Regions from separate parts of the Mus musculus genome. Here region 1 is linked to region 2. The links are chromatin loops, found by intact Hi-C in ENCODE. Cell type or tissue: left cerebral cortex. All regions are shown on one strand. Links, peaks and the distances in the headings refer to the core of each region. The heading gives the core; the rest is flanking DNA.

The links. A loop is a pair of places that touch in the nucleus more often than their neighbours do. Peaks named below come from ENCODE experiments on the same cell type or tissue, not always from the same donor. Only the 100,000 strongest peaks of a DNase experiment are listed, where the experiment ranks them.
Region 1: a loop joins it to region 2, with 3 times the contacts of the local background. A loop is called at or near these places in 2 of 42 quality-filtered maps.

The regions. Positions count from the first base shown.
Region 1 is chr15:83,170,982-83,173,887 of GRCm38, forward strand. Cyb5r3 (cytochrome b5 reductase 3) reads right to left here and starts at 1,202. Exons shown (of 9, transcript NM_029787.3): 1 at 1,131-1,202. The coding sequence starts at 1,151. In left cerebral cortex, for the core only: a CTCF peak has its summit at 1,430; DNase peaks (open chromatin) are centred at 833, 1,318 and 1,811; H3K4me3 peaks cover 1,677 bases; H3K27ac peaks cover 1,376 bases.
Region 2 is chr15:83,516,745-83,519,650 of GRCm38, forward strand. It overlaps a transcript of Ttll1 not described here. Among named protein-coding and RNA genes, the nearest start is that of Ttll1, 7.3 kb to the left of the region's middle. In left cerebral cortex, for the core only: a CTCF peak has its summit at 1,596 (motif pointing left); a DNase peak (open chromatin) is centred at 1,585.

The sequences.
Region 1 (2,906 bases), core at 213-2,712, 350 kb before region 2:
CTCGCAAGAGCAAATGCCATGGCAAGAAGGCTGTCTTCACTAGGAGCCCTGAATCTTGCAGAGAGGAGAGAGGGCACCCTCCAAGACAGGCGCTGGCCTATTCTTGTCATACCCAAAGAGCTGGACACCTCAAGGGTATGTTTGTGTAACTGAGACTGGTCACAGTTCACATGGATGCTCTTAAGAAATCAGGGAGGAGCTGGACGGTGGTGGCCCACACCTTTAATCTGGCACTGGAGAGGCAGAGGCAAGTGGATCTCTGTGAGTTTGAGGGCAGCCTGGTCTACAGTGCATTCCAGGGCTACATTGAGAAACCCTGTCTCAAAAAAGAAAAAAAAAAAGAAAAAAAAGGAAATGAGGAGAGTGAGCTCTAGGATTGTGGAAGGGGCCTTGGTCGATCCAGTAACAGTGAGAGAGCAGATTTATAGACGTTAGACGGTCCCAGCATCCTCAGTGCCCTGGGCTGATGGCCAAGTCTAAGTGACACTTCTTTAGTGACAGTGCAGCTCTGTGAGTAACAAGAATGGCCAGGGCTTTTCTAGGTGACAGCTGGAAAGATCCTGGCCAACTACTGCCTTGTTTATGGCAAGAAGATGCACCCAACCCCTGTAGGGACACCCTACACATTTCTCCCATACACACACGCACCCCAAAGTACTCTTCCTGCCAGCTCACTCGTGTCCACTATTCAGGCCTGCATGTCTTCACACCCACACTCTCATTTCTCACACACGCCGCTGTCGGTTCCTCCACGCACACACCAGTGCACCTACGGTTCACACTTCACGTTCCCATTTACAAAAACCCTCGCACCTTTCACATCCCCCACGGGCGCAGGCACTTCAACTTTCTCACACTCACAAGTCACGCCCACTCAGGCGGGCGCGCACGTCACTCATTCCCTATTCTCATTCGCGCACACCCAACAGGGTCCTCAATGTCCACCCCGCGCTCGGGGCTCCCCCTTGGCCTGAGGCCGGGCCAGAGTGGCGCGGCCACTAGCCAGGGCGTGAGTCACGGTCTGCAAGGGGCCGGGTGGGGCGCGGGGCTCGTGAACCGGTGCTGGGCGCCCCGGATCGTACGGTATCCCCACGGTGCAAGCCTGGGGACCCCAGACCCATGCCGCCTACCGTGCTCAGCTGGGCCCCCATGGTGGCGAAGAAGAGACGGTGGCCTCACGCACGGTTCTACACCCGCTACTCAGCCGGCCGCTCCCCCAACAACCCGCCTCGGTCTCAACACCTCGGAGGCGGGGACGCCCTGCGGAGCCAGTCAGGAGCGCGGAGGTGGGCGGATAGGGGGCGGAGACTCCCAGTGTCCCCGCCCACTTCCGCTTGTGAAGACGGGAGTGCGCGCTGAGTGGCTGACGGCGCTGCACGGAAGAGGCTCGGCGAGAGACTGGCTACTGTGGCGCCTCTGTGTGGCTTCGGGAGGTAGCTTGTGGCTTCTGGGCCTGTTTTGTCCTGGTGAAGAGAACAAGATGTCGCCCCCGTGATGGGCTCTCAAATCCTGAGCCTTCGGTCCTGGGAGCCTGCCGGAGCTGATTGTGCTGGCCAGGGCTCTACCCGCTCACGGGGCGTGTTGCCAACACCGCTGGCTACAGAGTTCAGGCTACAGCCCTGCCCTGCCCCATTTTCAAGCCTGCGAACCAGTCGTTCCTTCCTGAACAAATCTCCAAACGTACTGAGGCCAGTTCCGGATTAAAGTTCAGGTGTCACCTCTTTAGCTAGGCCAGCTCTGGCCCTGTGCTCCCTCCAAGGGACGCCACTAGTGCAGAACGGTCTTTGTAGCGCTTCAGTTATCCTGCCTGTTTATTCACGATGCTCTGCGCCCACGTACCCATTCCACTAGATGGTGGGGCTTCCCCAAGCCAGGAGTCTGCAGTCAGTTCTCTGTGTACCCGGACCTCAGAACAGAGCCTATCACATACTCTATAAACACTCGTATGTCCCTGGCATTCCGGAGTTTTCTTCAACCTGGTCCTGGCCAGATAGGGAATGGAAGACTGCTCTGAGAGCGGCAGAGTGAGGAAGAGACTTGCTGCCTAAAAATTGAGAACTATTAACCAAACTCTTCAATACCGGAACACTTGATGACCCAAGCGTTCAATACCGGAAGAGGCAGGTGGATCTGTGAGTGTTCCAGGCTACACGGTGAGACTGCTAGTTACTTTTCTGTTGCTGTGGTAAAACACCATGACCGAAGGCAACTTTAGGGAAGATGGAGTTTATTGTGTCTCACAGTTCCAGGAGGATAAGAGCCCATTATAGCTGGAAGGCATGGCCGGCCACAAGCAGCAGGAAAACCTGGCTCGGGGAGAAGGATGCTGAGAGATAACACTGTACCTTAAGTGGGAACCTGAGAGAGAGCTGGAAGTGGGGCCAGGCTATAGGCTCTCAAAGCCACCCCAGGCACATTTCTTCATCCAGCAAGACCACACACCTCCGTACCTCCCCACAAACCATCACAAATTGGGGACTAAACGTTCAAATACACGTGCCTATGAGGGCCATTTCTTATTCAAACCACCACAGAGACCCTGTCTCAAATAAATAAATAAGGAGCAATGGTCAGCACATCTGTGATTCCAGAATTTGGATAGTGGAGGCAAGGGTTCAAGGTTATCTGACCCTGGCTACAGATTGACTTGAGGTCAGCCTATGCTACATGAGTCTCCGTCTCAAAGAAACAAACAAGTGAAAAAAAAAAAAAATCAGGAGCTAGGCTGTGGAAGGGCACCTACTACCCTGGGATATGAGGCTGGATCTAATATCAGTTAAGTATTATTCTGCTTTTAATCTCAGCACTTGGGAGGCTGAGACAGGAGGATCACAGACACAAGCCAGTCTGTTCTACAGAGTAAGACCTTTGTTTCAAAAGGGGTGAGGGTGGATATGGGGGCTCCT
Region 2 (2,906 bases), core at 313-2,812:
GGGGAAAGTGGGTTTTTAACCTCTTCCACTCTTATCTAGCTGTTTCCAGTCTTACCTAGCTGAGGACCCTGCCAAGGGAATGGTGCTGCCCACAGTGGGCTAGGTTTTTTTTGGTTTGTTTGTTTGTTTTTTGTTTTTGCTTTTGTTGTTGTTTGAAATGTGGTTTCCCTATGTAGCATAGTTCTAGCTGCCCTGGACTCACTTTGTAGACTAGGCTGGTGTCAAATTCACAGAGATCTGCCTGTCTCTGCCTCCTGAGTGCTAGAATTAATGTTATGAACCACCAGGACCGGCCTGGGCTAGGTCTTTTTACATAGGTTAACATTAAGACAGACCTCCACTAATAAACTCACAGGCCAAGCTGGTGTAGAGGATTCTTCCATGGGACTCTTTCCTGTTAGGTGGTTTTAGGCTGTGGAAAAAGTTGATTCAAAACTGACCAGCAGGCTTCTGTAAAAAGAACTTCAGTCTTGAACTGCGTTGTAGCCCAGCAGCAGAAAACATGCTCTTATCAGTTAACAGTTTCCTTAAACAGGAAGGTAAACAACTCAAAACAAGCTTTAGGTAGTCCCTGAAACCGACAGGATTCACTAGGCCCCTCCCCAACAAAGCAAGCAATAAAAGCTGAGAGTTCCCCCTCCAAATAGGGAAGCTAAGCTGCAAACATTCTGAGACCAGAGCAGGTGCCTAGAAGAAGCAGAAACCAGCTGAGCCACCTGGAAGAGATTTAAACCAACTGAGGCACCTGGAAAGGACATTCTCCAGCCTGCTGAGCTGCCTGCAGGCTGTGTGGTGTCTCCAGGTTCCCAGCTTTGTGAGCTGTCTCCCATGCTGGGTGGGCTTTGGTGACATGGCTGTCTTTGAGTCATTTCTGTTCCTATAAGTAACCCCAGTGATTCTCATGGTTCACCAAGTTGGATTTTCATGGTATCCATACTTTGGTCTGTTAGAGGCTCCCTCTTGTGTATAGCATCTGCCCAAAAACTTTATCATACAACACATGCTTAGTGTGTACAAACAAGGTATTGGGCTTAATCTCAGGAAAGCAGTGGTGGTGGTGGGGTTGTCCATTTGCCTCACTGTAATTCTGTATGCCCCACATTCTGTATTCAGTCACGATTACAGTTTTATTTTCACCAATAAGAAGGCTGTGAAGTCGGGCAGGAGAAACGGCTCAGCAGCTATGAGTCTTTACTGCTCTTGCAGACAAAGGATGGGAGCTCAGTTCCCAGCGCCCACGTGGCAACTCACAACCCTCTGTAAGTTCAGTTCTAGGGGATCAAATGCCCCCTTCGGGCATTGCATGGGCGTAGTGCACACATCTCCGTGCAGACAAGAAATCCATATACATAAAAATCAAAATAAATACATCTTTTAGAAAAAACCAAAGTAGAGGATGTTGTGAAAACGTGTACTTCTTCTAAACAGAAGAGCCTGGAATTGAAGCTCTGAGGTCTGCTCATTTCTGCTACAGAACCTTCTGCCCTGACCTTCAGCATGGGCTGGTGCCCTGGGTTTCTTAACTCCCCACCCCCATGCGCCTCCAGGGCCCAGTGCCTTTTCCATTCCCAATCATTTACCTTTAGCACCACCTAGTGGAAGCATTTAGTATAATCGGCTCCAGAGAAGTCCCTCTGTGGCGGGGGCTTCTGTGTTTGCGTCCCAGGGCAGGCCTTGTGAAGAGGAAAGACTGCATGGCACTTCCAGGCCTTGCCCCGCTGTCTCCTGGAAGGTATTCAATAAGCCTTGTCCCGTGGATGAGACTTACAGCGGAGGTGAGATGCGGAGGCTCGCTTCAGGACAGTGTGTAGAAAGAAGCACTTGAAAATTCCCGAGTGGGGACACTCTCCTAGGATAGGCTGGAATCCAGAAGTGACCCTTGCCCGGAGGCAGCCAGAGAGACTCAGAATGCTACAGTGGTCCTGACCCGGAGGCTGGCAGGTGGGGAACCAGTCTCTGGGAACAAAACTGGCAGGGTCCAGCTACTTGAGGCATGAGCGCAAACACAGATCTCATCTTCGCCTCCCAGTTCTGCACCAGCAGCTTACAGACCCTGTAGAGGTGGGGCTGAGGGACCAAGAGGACATTTCAACCTGGAAAGCGCTGTAAAATCAGTCATCAGTGGGCAGGTCTTCACCTGGCACCCTTCCAGGAACAGAAGCTAAGAGAGCTGCTTGCTCCCTGGTAGGGGCCTGGCTGTCTATTCTCCTGCTTCTCTTCCCGCTCTCTTTATGGCAAGTTTCTTACACGCACAGCCCGCCTCCGGCTCCACCCCTTGTGTCCTCATACCGGGCTTAGCTCCTCTTCTTCACCGTGTAAAACTGTTCAGTCCGTGAGGAGAGAGCTGCCCTGAAACCTGTAACTAGACGATGCCTCCCTGTGCAACCCTTCTCTGAAACGACATTAGCAAGCCAACGTTTGTTATTAATGCAAGAGTAACCTCAAGTCAGGACCACTGTCCAGAGCATGTCTCTTCACCCAAGAGCAAAACCCAGGTCCGAGATTCAGTTTCTCTATTGAGTTGGATTAGGGCAAAGGGTTGGAAACCAGATCCATTCTATCAGACTGGGAAAGCTGGCCCCACTCCTCACCTTCCAGCTCCCTCCACACCCCAACCCCAAAGTATTGCTTTCAGCATAGATAGCAGGAGCCAGCTGAGAGAGAGAATGCAGATCTACCCCAAAGCCAGGCCTTGCTCCCCACTTCACCTACAGCCCAGGTCTCTTGTTCTGCTTGGTTTTGTTTTTGCACTTGGCCTGTGTGCTGTGGAGAAAACAGACTTTTATAAGCTGCATGGGGTGCATGGCCCTGGCTTGTGACAAACTCTGTCCCCTCCGCAACACCCACCCCAGCCCCTGTGCTTTTCACACATCCTCTCTGCAGACAGCACCCAAGGCCTTTAGAGA